3 separate regions of the Homo sapiens genome follow, and regions 2 and 3 are each linked to region 1. A link is an interaction called in ENCODE POLR2A ChIA-PET data of the cell type or tissue named here. Cell type or tissue: B cell. All regions are shown on one strand. Each heading gives the region's core, and the rest is flanking DNA. Links, peaks and the distances in the headings are about the cores only.

Region 1 (4,160 bases), core at 1,591-4,090:
AGATGGAGCCTCACTCTGTTGCCCAGGCTGGAGTGCAGTGGCACAGTCTCAGCTCACTGCACCCTCCACCTCCAGGGTTCAGGTGATTCTCCTGCCTCAGCCTCTGGAGTAGCTGGGATTACCGGCACCTGCCACCACACCTGGCTAATTTTTGTATTTTTAGTAGAGACAGGGTTTCACCATGTGGGCCAGGCTGGTTTCAAACTCCTGACCTCAGGTGATCCACCTGCGTCGGCTTCCTAAAGTGCTGGGATTACAGACGTGAGCCACTGCGCCTGACCTGTTTTTTTGTTTTTTTAAGAGGGAGTCTCACTGTGTCGCCTAGGCTAGAGTGCAGTGGCCCAACCTCAGCTCACTGCAACCTCCGCCTCCAGGGTTCAAGTGATTCTCCTGCCTCAGCCTCCCAAGTAGCTGGGAGTACAGGTGCACACCACCACGCCTGGCTAATTTTTATATTTTTAGTAGAGACAGGTTTTCACCATGTTGGTCAGGCTGGTCTCGAACTCGTGACCTCATGATCTGCCCGCCTTGGCCTCCCAAAGTGCTGGGATTACAGGTGTGAGCCACCACGCCCAGTCCCAATTTTGTTTTTTTTGTTTTTTGTTTTTTTGAGATGGAGTTTTGCTCTTTCGCCCAGGCTTGAGTGAAGTGGCGCAATCTTGGCTCACTGCAACCTCTGCCCCCTGGGTTGAAGCAATTCTCCTGCCTCAGCCTCCCGAATAGCTGTGATTATAGGCACCCGCCACCATGCCCGGCTAATTTTTTTTGTATTTTTAGTAGAGACACGGTTTCACCATGTTGGCCAGGCTGGTCTCGAACTCCTGACCTCAGGTGATCCACCTGCCTTGGCCTCCCAAAGTGCTAGGATTACAGACGTGAGCCACCTCACCCGGCCTTAAGTTGGGTAAATTTTGAAGGTAGAGTACCTGGAATTTACTGGTTGACTAGATGTGGCGTGTAAGAGAGAGTCACAAATGACTTCAGGTTCGAAAAAGATGTGCAGAGTCATTAACTCTAAGCATTTAAAAATATAACAGCAAAGGCACTGTGCACCATTAGACTTTCCTTTTTTTTTTTTTTTTTTTTTAGACAGAGTTTCCCTCTTGTCACCCAGGCTGGAGTGCAATGGCCCGATCTCGGCTCACTGCAACCTCTGCCTCTGGGTTCAAGCGATTCTCTTGCTTCAGCCTCCAGAGTAGCTGGGATTACAGGCGTGCACCACGTGAGCCACCACGCCCGGCCTAGACTTTCATTTAAGACTAAGCTATGCCGGCCAGGTACAGTGGTTCACACCTGTAATCCCAACACTTTGGGAGGCCGAGACAGGTGGATCACCTGAGGTCAGGAGTTTGAGACCAGCCTGGCCAACGTGGTGAAATGCCGTCTCTACTAAAAATATAAAAATTAGCCAGGCATCATGGCGGCACCTGTAATCCCAGCTACTTGGATTACAGTAGCTGTAGGCAGGCTGGGAGGCTGAGGCAGAAGAATCCTTTGGACCCAGAAGGCAGAGGTTGCAGTGAGCCGAGATTGTGCCATTGCACTCCAGCCTGGGCAACAAGAATGAAACTCAGTCTCAAAAAAAAAAAAAGGTCCAGGCGCACTGCGCCGTGGCTCATGCCTGTAATCGCAGCACTTTGGGAGGCTGAGGCAGGCGGATCTCTTGAGGTCAGGAGTTTGAGACCACCCTGGCGAAACCCCGTCCCTACAAAAAATACAAAGATGGGCCAGGCGCGGCAGCTCACACCTGTAATCCCAGCACTTTGGGAGGCCAAGGCAGGCGGATCACAAGGTTAAGAGTTCAATACCAGCCTGGCCAACATGGTGGCCAGGTGAAATATGGTGAAACCCCGTCTCTACTAAAAAAACAAAAATTAGCTTGGCTTGGTGGTGCATGCCTGTATTCCCAGTTCCTCGGGAGGCTGAGGCAGGAGAATCGCTTGAACCTGGGAGGCAGAGGTTGCAGTGAGAGCCGAGATTGTGCCCCTGCACTCCAGCTTGGGCAATAGAGCAAGACTCCATTTTGGAAAAAAACAAAAATACAAAGATTAGCCGGGCATGGTGGCACGCACCTATGTAATCCCAGCTATTCAGGAGGCTGAGGCACAAGGATCGCTTGAACCTGGGAGGTGGAGGTTACAGTGAGCTGAAATTGTGCCACTGCACTCCAGCCTGGGTGACACAGCAAGACTCCATTTCAAAAAAAAAAAAAAAAAGTCTAAGCCATGCCGGGATTGCCCTCTCTCTACTCTCTTTTTTCCCCATATCCCTCCACCTCCTGAAAGCCTTCCTCACCTTGGTGTGGGTCAAGGTTCATTAATTCATCCAACAAGCATCCATGTACTGGGCCTGGAGACTAGAACAATTAATTCAGTTGTCCGCCAAGGTTCTGTCCCCAGAGAACTTCTAGGTTGGCTGTGGAAATAGACACATAAATGCATCATTTTATTTCAGCCTGTTTGGGGCTAAGGAAAGGATTGCACAGAGGTTGCTACTCATAGGAGATGGGAGAAGTCTCCTTGTGGGTGGTTACAGCTGGTAGTAACAAGAGGACAATCTGGCTTCAACCATAACTCTAAGAGGTGGCATGTCTTTATTAAGGGCAAGGGAGTGGCACTGGAGTGCTGATTAATGCCTACTGGTTGGCAGACATTAATCAGAAAGCCTAAACATGCCCTGCCTTGTGAATTCCCGTTTCACTTTCCGGGCTCTACTGAAGTGTTCCTTCCTCTGGGAACATGAACACCAATGATATTTTGAGCCATTGTTATGCGTCAGATTTCGGGTTAACAGCTTTACAGATATCTCCTCTAATTCTCATAAATGCCTCATTTCACATGTGAGCAAACTGAGACTCAAGAAAGGGGAAGAGATTTCCCAAGAGTCTCAACTACTACCTTGGCAGCAGAGCAAGAATTTGAAACCTGGTCAGGTTCACTTTAAAAAAGGCTGTACTAGCCGGGCGCAGTGGCTCACACCTGTAATCCCAGTATTTTGGGAGGCTGAGGCGGGTGGATCACTTGAGGTCAGGGGTTTGAGACCAGCCTGGCTAAACCTTGTCTCTACTAAAAATACAAAAATTTAGCTGGGTGTAGTGGCACACACCTGTAGTCCCAGTTACTGGGGAGGCCAAGGCAGGAGAATCTCTTGAACCCGGGAGGTGGAGGTTGCAGTGAGCCGAGATCGCGCCACTGCACTCCAGCCTAGGCGACAGAGCCAGACTCCATCTCAAAAAATATATAAAAAATAAAATAAAAATAAAAAAGGCTGTATGGCCAGGCGAGGTGGCTAACCCCTGTAATCCTAGGCACTCTGGGAGGCCGAGGAGGGCGGATTGCTTGAGCCCAGGAGACCACCCTGGGCAACAGCTCTACAAAAAATAAACAAATTAGCCAGGCCTGGTGGCTTGTGCCTGTAGTTTCAGCTACTCGGGAGACTGAGGTGGGAGGGCTGCTTGAACCCGGGAAGCGGAGGTTTTGGTGGGCGGAGAGCGCGCCATGCCTTCCAGCCAGGGTGACAGAGCGAGACCCTGTCTGAAAAAAAAAATTAAAAAATAAAAAAAATAAATAAAGGCTGGGGCCAGGCGTGGTGGCTCACGCCTGTAATCCCAGCACTTTGGGAGGCCGAGGCGAGGGGATCACCTGAGCTGAGGAGTTCAAGATCAGCCTGGGCAACATGGCGAAACCCCGTCTCTACTAAAAATACAAAAAATTAGCCAGGCGTGGTGGTGCATGCCTGTAATCCCAGCTACTCAGCTACTCGGGAGGCTGGGGCAGGAGAATCGCTGAACCCGGGAGGCGGAGGTTGCAGTAAGCCGAGATCGCGACACTGCACTCCAGCCTGGCACCCTGGGCGACAGAATGAAGCTCTGTCTCAAAAAAAAAAAAAAAAAAAAAGGTGTAAATGCTCTTTGCAGTTCCATATACTGCCTCCCCAGAACCTTTATGGAGTTGGATTATAACTGCCTGAGCCCGCCCCTCCCGTCCATCTCGCGCTTTAAATTCCTCCGCGACGTGAGCCTCGGTTAATCGTCTTTGAAAACTCTGGCCCCTCCTCCCGTCAGCACCCCCAGACTACTGGCGCCCAGCTCAGAGTTGCCCAGATTGGGAGATCTGCAAGGTTTCCCGAAGGAATGAATGAACGAATGACTGAATGGACGA
Region 2 (5,261 bases), core at 1,485-3,984, 560 kb after region 1:
CCATTTTACAGATGCGTGAGCTGAGGTGCAAAGCCGTTCAGTAATTTGCCCACGGTCACCCAGCTCCGAAGTGGCAGGGCTACAACTTGACACCCCCGGGTGACACAGTCTCCTTCTGTTAGACTGTCCTAAGTCACTAGGATTATCCCCACTGGAAGAGGCTCCAGGCAGGGAAACGTCCATCAGCAGCCCCCAAGGCCAGGAAGGAAGACACCGGATTCAACCCCACATTTGCTGGAGTCCAAAGACTTGTTCTTTCCACAGCACTGCCCCTGCTTCTTGGGGAGCAGTTCTGTACCCCTATCCCCCATTGTCACCCCCACCTATACCCATGCTGGCAGCCTGGGTGCTCAGAAGAGAAAGGCCTGGGTCAGGCTGCAGACAGCTGCTGTGGGAAGGAACCTACGTCCTTGTCCTGGCTGGGCCCTGGCGCACCACACGTGTGACACAGGGAAGGCCAGGGCCAAGAGGTCCTGTTTGCCGTCCTACTTAGACCTCTGTGCAAAGGAACAGCCCCCCTCAGCCTCCAGGGCTTGGGCTGCCCTGGGAGAGTCAGAGATGCTGGTCATAGGTAGTCACAGCAGCCACAGGCCCCTGGTTAAGCACCCACTGTGTGCCCAGTCCTGAGCTCAAGGCCATCTGGGCATCTCCCCCAATATTTTAGCCTCTGGCCTCCCCCATCAGACAAGTGCTTCTGGGGCAGGGTCTGAGGTTATGTGCATAGAACCTGTGTGACCCAGCCACCGGGATGCTTCCTGATGCCAGGGGAAAAGCCCTCCTCCTCCCCAGAAGGAGAGACCTGCGCTCACCCCACAAGCATTTCTGCAGCACCTCCTGTGTGCCAGGGCTCCCACATGGTGTGCATGGAAGGGACTAGATCACACATGTGATGGGGCCCCTGTTTCTGGCTGCTGCTCCTTCTCCCAGACAAGCCCTGGATGTCCCGAGGGGCACCTCTCATGTGACCACATCCTAGGCAGAACCCCTTGAGGCCTGGCCTAGGCTCCTGGAGCAGCTCAGCTGTACCCCTGGAGAGCCAGAAGTCCTGAGGAATGGAGCCCCCTCCCCTGCGGTGGCCCTTATTCAACAGCTGAGGGGGCGAGAATGAAAGCCAGTCCCGTCTCAGGTCGGGGCCCTCCAAGATGTGACTCGTATCCTAGAGCCCCCGGCGCGGTCAGCGGGTTTTGTCTGAGAAGGAACCTCTGGTCCGTCTCCTGCCCATTCCTGGCCTTGCCCTCCCTCCTCCCTGAGTGGTTCTCCCAGGGGCACTTCATAAATCCCATGCCTACATATCCCCATCTCAAGTTTGGCTTCTGGAGGACCCAGCCAAAGACGTCATCTCTCTCCAGACAGACCCCGCCTCCTGCTGTCTCACCTGGTCACCTATGCCCCAGTCAAATTCCAAACCAAGAGTCTTCCCCCGGTCTGCTGGGCCAGCAGCCCTGCCACTCCCTCCCAGGTAGACCCACGCCCCCATTAACACGGGGGTGTTCCAGGAGGTGGGAAAGGCATCAACACCCTCCGGGCTGTCACAGCCAGCTCCTAGAGGTCCGGCCACTGTGTCTCAGGGTGCAAGTCACTCTTCCTTCCTCCCCACTGTAGTCTGTTTCCAGCCACAGTGGTGGGCCGACCAGACCTCTCAGGCTCCAGGGATATCTGTGACACCCTTTGACATGTCAAAGGATGTCCACCAAACCCTAACTCACCCGCTGAGCTTGGCCTCCCAAGTTGTGCCCTCAAAGGCACCCTGAGGCTCCCCAGAACTTGCAGGCTGGCTCCCAGCACCCTTCTCCCTCTGTGTCCTCAGGGCGGCCCAGCTCTCCTCCCTGCCCCACACCTTCCACAGACTGTTCTGGGGTAAACCTGCTCTCTCAAAATAGATGACAGGATGTGAGACTGCAGGGAAGTGGATGGTATGGACTGCAGAACACGCCCAACTCAGGGTCAGGGGGGCCCTCGCTGGCTGCAAGTCCTGCCAAGCCTGGCTCATGCAGTCTCCTGCTTGGGAAGCTGCAGAAACTCAACCAACTTTGACCCACAGACTTGGCCATTTGATGTGGTTCATCCTAGTGTGGACAGATCAGTCAGTAGGTCTCTTGTTGTCTTTTTAGTCTGTGCACACAGAGCACTGTCAGATCAGTGTCACACGGAGGGGCATTATGGGTGCACCTGCCTCTTCCCTCCCCACCCCTGCCTCTGCCTCAGCACAGGCCTCATCTCCCCACCTGGGTCTCCCAGCGCTCAGTGCTCTCCCTGCCAAGCCCTCAAATGCAGATGGGAAAATGGCACCCTCGGTGTCTCCACCATTTGTGCCGAGTTCTTGCACTGGAGCGCAGGTGACATCCCAAGGTGACACAGGGGAAGACCCAGGGTATAAAGAGCCCCAGGATAAACAGATAAACACGAGCACCTTCCCCAGGCATCTTTGTTAGGGGGAATATGAGAGAGAGCAGAATGTAAAATGCGCATGAATTTGAAGATAAAACTGAGCCTCCTGCAGGCTCTGCAGCTGCTTCCAGCTGCACCCCTAGACCCCTCAGGGTGACATGCTCACTGTCCTCTGCCCTTAGGGAGACCTCCAGGGAAAGAGTGGAGAACTGTCTTCAGTGAGAAGGTTCCATCTTTATCTCAGAAGGCACCAGCCTTGGCCCACAGGTCACCCCTGCGAGACCCATGCACACATCGGCTTACCCGCCCACCTGCCCTGGGGCCTCCCATGTACTGGAAACTGTGGCAGTGGAATCTAGACCCTGTCACTCACCAGCTGAGACCTTGGGCAAATCCCACTGGGGAGGAGCCTAGCGGGTGCTTGGGAATGTCATTCCTGCCCTCCCCACGTGGCGCTGACCGCATTCTCCAACAGCTGCAGCCAGATGCCATGGTCTGCACACTCTCAGGAGCTCACCTGTGGCCTCACATGGGCAGGGCTCCAGGAGCAGTGCAAGGGGGACCGGGAATAAGAGCTAATAATTGCAGGGCCCTGATCATGCTGGGCCCTGCCCTACGCTCTTCACCTCTATTAGCCCATCTCATTTTGTCAACAACTCCATGAGGTAAGGTCTATTATGGTCCCATTTCACAGATGAGAAAACTGAGGCACGAAGAGGTTAAGAGATTTGCCCGGGTCCCAAGGATCACAGACAAAAGGAGCCAGGATTTGAACCAACAACTGCATATTTGTCCAAAACTACGGTACTGCACTCCCCACAGGTTCTTACACAGCAACACCATCATCTCTCCAGCTGGCTCCACCCCGAATGGGCCCTCTCTCCACTTGAGAATGGGGCCTGTGCTGCTGATGCACAGGGGTGATCTCAGGGCTGGCGGACCACAAGGGCCCATTTCCTCCACAGGGTCCCCAGGGGCAGGAGCCCCCGGAGACTCTGCCCCACTGACCACAGCAAGCTGATGCAGCACCACTGTCTACCCCAGTGGTGCCTTTGCTGCCAAACCCCAGTCATTACGAGCTGCTCTGTTCAGAACCTAATGGAACCTGCGGCACCGTTAGCCTCCAGGGAGGAGCCGGCAGGTGTTGATGTTCCCTGTTCTAGGAAAGCAGCAGCCACGGAGGACTCTGCAAGCCCCTACCCACCGAGAGCCAGAGAGGGTCCCTGCTGAGGGGAAGGAGGTGGGGAGGCGCGAGGGGGAAGGAGGAAGGGAGAAAGGAAGGGATGAGGGTTCCTGTGGGCCAGGTCTTTCCCATTCACCCTCGGGGCTATTGGTAGACCCATTTTATAGATGGGGAAACCGAGGCTCAGAGGAAGAGGCTCGATGCCATTAGGCTGATAAGCTGCAGAGAAAGGATTCAAATCCAGATCTCAGTGACTCTAAACTCCCTCTTTGTTCCAAGGAATCTACTGCCTCTTGGGGCTCTCCATGGGTATTGGATTTTAGGGCATTTTGTTCTATTGGTCCACACCCCAACAGAAACCCAAGCCCTGTGCTCTGGAAATTCCTGTCAGAAACTGCTTCTTAGGGGGTTCAGATGCAGAAAGGCCAAGGCAAAGGGGACGTGGAAGGACGAGCCACACGGAGCAGGGAAAAGACCCTTAGCACATGCGTGCAGGCACCTCGGGGTAACACTGAGGACTGCCCGTCCCCGGGATCCCGCGGCTCCTGCCAAGTTGCAGAACAATGAGGTAGTAGCTGCCAAGCCCAAGTCAGGGGCCAAAAATCCATGGAATGCAAGACCCAGAGCTGCAGGCCACACTGAACACCACCTCAAAGAGGGCTTTTCTTCTGCCTCAAGCAAGGGCCCTACATTTGCAAAACACTGTGGATAGCTGCACAGTGAGGCTTCCCAGCTCAGGTTCCTGGCTTTAGGCTGCCGTGTGCTGTGTGTCCCCAGGCACCGAGGGACCAGATTGGGAGAAGCCTCAGGGTTCAGTGAGGCTGGCGGGGAGCTGGACTGCAGGAGTCCAGGTCCTGGCCCGGTTTCATCTAACCATGCTGCGTCTCAGTTTCTTCATCTGGAAAATGGGCTAACAGTCAGATCTTCCTCTTAGGGTCACTGTAAACTCCTTAGCACAGAGCCTGGCACATGGGAAGGGACCTCTGAGGCTTTAGCTATGAGGCTATTTAGCTATTGAAGCTAACCCTCACTTGTACAATGGAGGCGTGATCACCTCCATGTGACAGACATGGGGCCTGAGGCAGGGACTTGCCCAGGGTCATCCCTGCCCCAGGTAACACAGCTGGTAAATGACACAGCTGGGGCTGTTGGACCCAAGATTGCTGCTCTATGTCCTACGCAGCATGGCCTCTTTAGGACTGCTCTGGAGCAAACGTCTTCATCATCTACGTGAGCCGTGGCTGCCTCTGCAAAGCCAGCTGCTGTGCCGCACCCTGCCCGGCCATGGATGAGGCTCTCACTAATGTGGGCTGTGACCCTAGGGAGACATGAGCGCTTGGTTTTAATCCAGGCACCTGCTGGAAGGGATCGGCTGCTGTAATGGGCTGGCTCTGAGGTTCCAAGTGGCCTTTCTGACCAAGGCTGTCATTGGGCCCTTGCCTCTGAATTTTTGGAAACTTCACCTAGGGGGAAGTCATTCCTGTGCCTCCTGTCAAATGCCACACTTCATGGAGACTGGTGGCTCATCGTGGCCCGGCCAGTGAAGCACGACCTCAGACACCAGGAGGGCTCTGTCCAAGGACCCTGCTTGGAGCAGGTTTGGGGGCATGAGCTTGCAAGGGTCCATGTGTACTGGGGTCCATGCATGGAAGTGCATTCATATACTGGATCTTACACCTCTCCTTGCTCT
Region 3 (5,261 bases), core at 19-2,518, 750 kb before region 1:
CTCAGGTGATCTGCCCACCTTGGGCTCCCAAAGTGCTGGGATTACAAGTATGAGCCATCACGCCTAGCTTTAATATGATTATTATATTGATTTATCATCTTATGTTAAACCAACCTAGTATTTGATACAATAAACTCAGCTTTGGTCATCAAATATTCTAGTTTTTATATCTTGCTGGGTTGGTTTGCTAATATTTATTTAGGATCTTTGTTCACAAGTAAACCTGGCCTGTAAGATTATTCTCTTACACTCTCAGGTTTGGATATGGAGGTTTTTCTAACCTTATAAAGTGATTTAGAAATTGCTCTTTTTTGGCCGGGCCTGGTGGCTCACGCCTGTAATCCCAGCACTTTGGGAGGCCGAGGCGGGTGGATCACGAGGTCAGGAGATCAAGACCATCCTGGCTAACATGGTGAAACCCCGTCTCTATTAAAAAATACAAAAAATTAGCCGAGCGTGGTGGCGGGCGCCTGTAGTCCCAGCTACTGGGGAGGATGAGGCAGGAGAATGGCGTGAACCTGGGAGGCGGAGCTTGCAGTGAGCTGAGATCGCGCCACTGCACTCCAGCTTGGGTGACAGAGCGAGACTCCGTCTTAAAAAAAAAAAAAAGAAATTGCTCTTTTTCAGTAAGGTTAAATAGTATGGGTAATTCTAGCATTATCTGTTCTTTGAATGTTTGGCGGAACCTGCTAATAAAAGTAAACTATTGTTGTCACAGGTTGGGTTCTCCTGGGAAGCAGTCTCTGAAATGGAGATTAACATGCAGGAAATGTATTAGGGAGTGTTTTCTGGATTAGCATCTGTGTGGAAAAGGGAGGAAAACAGAATTGGGTAGAGGGAGGAGTTGGGACTGTGATGCAGTCGTAACAAGGCCTCACCTGACACCATGGAGTACTCTGCAGCTGGATGGACCTTCACAGTTGTCCCAAGTTAGGGTAAGGGGGTCAGGCCTCTTACATTCTTGCATCTAACCTATCATTGGATTCTGAGTGTCGTGAGAAGGAGGTGCAGTCTTGGCAAGGTGACTCTGTCAGCCAGCACAATTGCAGGAAAGGACTAACAGCTGATAGCCATCAGCCAGCATTCCTTCCAGCAGTTGGGAAATATGCGCTTTATTCCTGAAAAGAGGGAATCTGGGTGGTACAGTCCACCCTTGGTGCTGCTTGGGTTTACTGGCTTCATGTTAAGTTCTGGGAGCACACCTTCAGGTCTGCGTTGGACTTCGTTTCTTTGGGGAAATTTATACAAAGAGGGTTAGTATAATGATCTACAGTCCTGTTTCTACCACTGGTCTTGAGGTCATGACTAACACTCATCTGTCTCTTCAAGTATTTATTCTAGTCCTGTCAACCTTGGTTAGTTAGCATCTTGGCTGGTCTAGGTCTTAAATGGTATGATGACCCAGATCCTTATGTCTGAGGGCCCAAGCCTCTGTTTACCTTTCTCAGGATGTAGCTGCTTCATTTGTCCATTAACCACTAAAATTGGGTAAAAGTAATAAGATACCCCAATGGATTTACTGGCTAGATGTGTTTCTTCCTGCCTCCATTGTGTAACAGCCTCATGTTCTTTTGATGAGTGTCAGTCACTCCTGTGAGGATGGTGACTTTCCTTCTTGCCTGATGTCCCTTGGCATGAGGAACCTGGGCTGCAGCCATAGTTTTAACATTTAGTGGTACTTCTGCTGTGTCTCCCAGTGGAAGTGTTCTCCCTTTGGGAATCAGGATCTCTTAATTGATAGAGCCTCTATTTACCCAACAGAATTAAAAACATAAGTTCATTCACATAAAGATTTGTACATGAATGCTGGCCTGTTCAAAAACACTGCAGGACAGATGGCTTCAGAAAGAATAGGGAATCAGGAAATAGACAGTGCGTTTAGGAACTCAGTTTATTGTGGTTCTACAACAACTGATTGTTAGTAGATAAGTTTAATTTCCAATCTTACTCCACATGCCGCCCCCCATTAAAGAGCTAACATAAAAATTTTAAATTTAAAAAAAAACTAAAAGAATTTGTACAGAAGCTGTGACACTACCAGTTATTTGAAATTCGTTGAGCATGGCTGTATGCCCATTAATATAGGTCACCTTTTATAAATATTATATGTGAACTTGGAAAGAATGTGATTTTAGCTGCTGTTGGTTGCAATATTCTAAATATTGTCATTAGGTCAAGACTGTTACAGGTTGAGCATTCTTACTCTGAAAATCTGAAGTTTAAAATGCTCCAAAATCTAAAACTTTTTGAGCGCTTATAAGTAACTCATGTATCAAAAAATAACAGAAATCAGAAAATATTTAGAAACAAGCATTTCCTTTGGAGCATGATCAAAGGAAATGCTCATTGGAGCATATTACATTTTGGATTTTTGGATTAGGGTTACTCAACCAATAAGTATAGTGTAAATATTTCAGAATCTTAAATATGAAACACTCCTGGTCCCAATAATTTTGAATAGGGGATACTCAATCTGTAAATCTGTTAAAATTTTCTTTACAGATATTTTTGTCCAAGCCATCAGTTAGACAGAAATACGCTTGAATTTCCTGCTGTTGATAGACTGTCCATTTTTTCTTGTTAATTGTGACTATTTTTTCTTTGTATATTGTGATGTTATGCTTTTATGTTCACACAATTTCAGAATTGCTATTTTTTCCTGGTGAATTGAACCATTTGTCATTTGTGATTAACTCTAGTGAAGTTTTCCTCCCTTTCAAATAGTTACACCTGCTCCATTTGGTTGATATTTGTCTGGTATAGATGCAATTTCATTTTGATGTTTTAAGATACAGATCTTCTTTCCTATTTTTCTTCTTTTGCATTCATTGGGCTTTCTGAATCTGCATATTAGTGTCTTTCATCATTCTGGAAAATTCTCAGCCACTGTCTTTTCAGACATTGCCTCCGAACCAGTTATTCTTTTCTCTTCTTCTGAAACTCTAGCTACACCTATCAGAATGTGTTATTTTATCCTTCTCATCTCTTAATTTCTCTTTCTTATTTCCTATCTCTGTGTCTCTTTGGGTTGCATTCTAGGTAATTTCTTCAACTCATATCTTCCTAACAGATTCTCTCCTCAGCTGTGGAACCCATATGTTGCATTTCCAATTTTAGTTGTTGTATTTTTAATTTCTAGAAGTCTGATTTTGATCTTGTAAAAATCTGCTTGGTAATTTAAAAAACTATTACGAAAAGTGTAGTAATTTTATTAGTAAAAGTTCAGTGAGCACCCTTATGTGTAGCACCTGTATTCAGTAATTGTTAACATTTTGTCATATTTGCTTTATTTATGCTTTATTTAATCTTTAAAAGTTGACATTCACTCCTAGCGACATTCTCCTACTCAACCATAATATATCACACCTTGGATAATCTTTTATAGTCTCTTGCACTTACTCCACATTTTTGCTTACACATTTATTTTATATTTTGCTTCTGATCATACTGTTAACTCCAGTCTTTCTGGGCCTATTTCATGATGCCTTCTATGTTTTGTGATTTGGAGATAGAACAAATTATTTCTTGCAAATTTTTCTGTTGGAATTATTTGAGTCATTTAGGTTTTTCCCAATAGGATCTGCGTTTGCTTCTACCTAGAACCTGGGGGCACTACCACCTCAGGACCACTTTAAATTCTTGGCTTAAAATCTTTCTGGTCCATCAAATAATACGAATTTGGGATAGAAATTTCATATGAAGGTTCGTTTATGTTTATAAAGTCTGAGGAAGAAAATAATTTTGGGGGAAGACAGGCAGTTTTACCTTGCTGGAGGTCAGTCGGGAAACCTTAATTCTAATTTACTCTCACATGTAGGTCTTTGGTGGTGGTGGGTTGTGAGGAGGGTATCACGGTCTTATTATAGGTTATAGATAGACTGTTCCCTATAGCCTGCTGACCAAGAAAACTGACACTTCATGTCACCTTGTTTGGCAAGTACCATCATTAAGGCAAAATTATGTTCTGTTTTTCATTCTAGATTCTCTTTTCACTTAGTCTTTGTGCTTTTGTGATTGCCTTAAAAAGTTGCCAACCAGTGTATTGAGTCAGATAAAATAGCTCTTTTTATATTTCATAAATATGTTTAACTGTTTTCTGTTTGAGGGTTGGTCAGGATACATACTTTGCCATATGGTTGAAATACAAGTCCTATAGTAAAATAGTTTTTAGTGTGTTGTATTAAATGCTGTGGGAGAGGAATATATATTACAGAATGAAGAGAAAGAGTTTGTGTTTACACATATCATGGCTCTTTATTTCATGCAAATGTTGATTCAAAATGTAAGAAGATGTTTTTTCAAATAAGAACTTTCCCTCCAAAAAAGCTTTTCAAATATATTGGTTTTGGGAAGAATTGTTGTCAAGTTAAGATTGTGGTCTTTTGAGTCAGTCAGAGGCGGGTTTCCATCTGAGTTATCTTACTGGCTGTGTGACCTTTAACAATTTCTTTCACCTCTTAGCAGTTTATCTGTAAAATAGGGTAAGTGGGGGCTGTTTTGAAGATCAAAAGAGAGAATTTATGTGGCACACTCAGCCCAGTGCCAGGCACAGAGTAAATGGTAGCCATTTTTAATTTTAGTTATTCTCTTTCCAGAAATGTTCAAGATGCTGTTAATAGAGTGTTAAATGTGAAACATCTCACATTGTACATGGAGTAGTGTAAAATTGAATGTGGGTTTGGGAGAAACTACCAAAACTACCAAAAAGAGAAAAACGAGAAAGGCACTCAGGGTCAGAAAATGAGGAAAACAGGATGAAGCTTGGCAGGCCAGGCCCGGTGACAAGTGCCTGAGTTAGCTATTCAGGAGGCAGAGGCAAGGGGATCACTTGAGCTCGGGAGTTCAAGACCAACCTGGGCAACATAGTGAGACTCTTTCTTAAAGACAAATAAACAACATACTCTTTCTTAAAAACAAACAAACAAACAAATAAATAAAGAAGCTTGGCAGGTGAAACAAAGCCAGAGGCTGTCTGCTTCCCTTAGCATTCCGAGAGTGGGATTTCTTAAGGATTTTTTCTGTTCCAGCTCTTTTTTGTATATGTCCTGTTCATTTAGTTGAGCATATATATCCCTACCCCTTTGGGTCAAAGGAAGTTCCCACTTGCTGTGGTTCAAGGGAGCTGCTTTGGGTACTTTAGGGGAAGGAAACTTGTTCCCTTCTATAGAGACCTCAAAGATAGGAATTTTCATTCCCATCAGTTCAGCAAGTAACCATTTTGCATCCCCAGAATTCTGGAAGTACCTAATTAAAAAATGACA

The links. Peaks named below come from ENCODE experiments on the same cell type or tissue, not always from the same donor. Only the 100,000 strongest peaks of a DNase experiment are listed, where the experiment ranks them.
Region 2: POLR2A ChIA-PET joins it to region 1 with 5 read pairs; 2 of 35 experiments call an interaction of 5 or more read pairs at or near these places.
Region 3: POLR2A ChIA-PET joins it to region 1 with 5 read pairs; 2 of 35 experiments call an interaction of 5 or more read pairs at or near these places.

The regions. Positions count from the first base shown.
Region 1 is chr9:124,862,243-124,866,402 of GRCh38, reverse strand. ARPC5L (actin related protein 2/3 complex subunit 5 like) reads right to left here. Exons shown (of 6, transcript NM_030978.3): 1 at 4,005-4,160; 2 at 2,296-2,415. Among named protein-coding and RNA genes, the nearest start is that of ARPC5L, 2.2 kb to the right of the region's middle. RefSeq lists an enhancer at 4,027-4,160. In B cell, for the core only: no CTCF peak of the experiment used is centred there; a DNase peak (open chromatin) is centred at 2,842; H3K4me3 peaks cover 819 bases; H3K27ac peaks cover 815 bases.
Region 2 is chr9:124,296,603-124,301,863 of GRCh38, reverse strand. All of the region lies in intron 1 of NEK6 (NIMA related kinase 6), which reads right to left. Among named protein-coding and RNA genes, the nearest start is that of NEK6, 41 kb to the right of the region's middle. RefSeq lists enhancers at 1,833-2,738, 4,553-5,261. In B cell, for the core only: no CTCF peak of the experiment used is centred there; no DNase peak of the experiment used is centred there; H3K27ac peaks cover 339 bases.
Region 3 is chr9:125,609,150-125,614,410 of GRCh38, reverse strand. The region is part of intron 4 of MAPKAP1 (MAPK associated protein 1); the gene reads left to right. Among named protein-coding and RNA genes, the nearest start is that of MAPKAP1, 95 kb to the left of the region's middle. In B cell, for the core only: no CTCF peak of the experiment used is centred there; no DNase peak of the experiment used is centred there.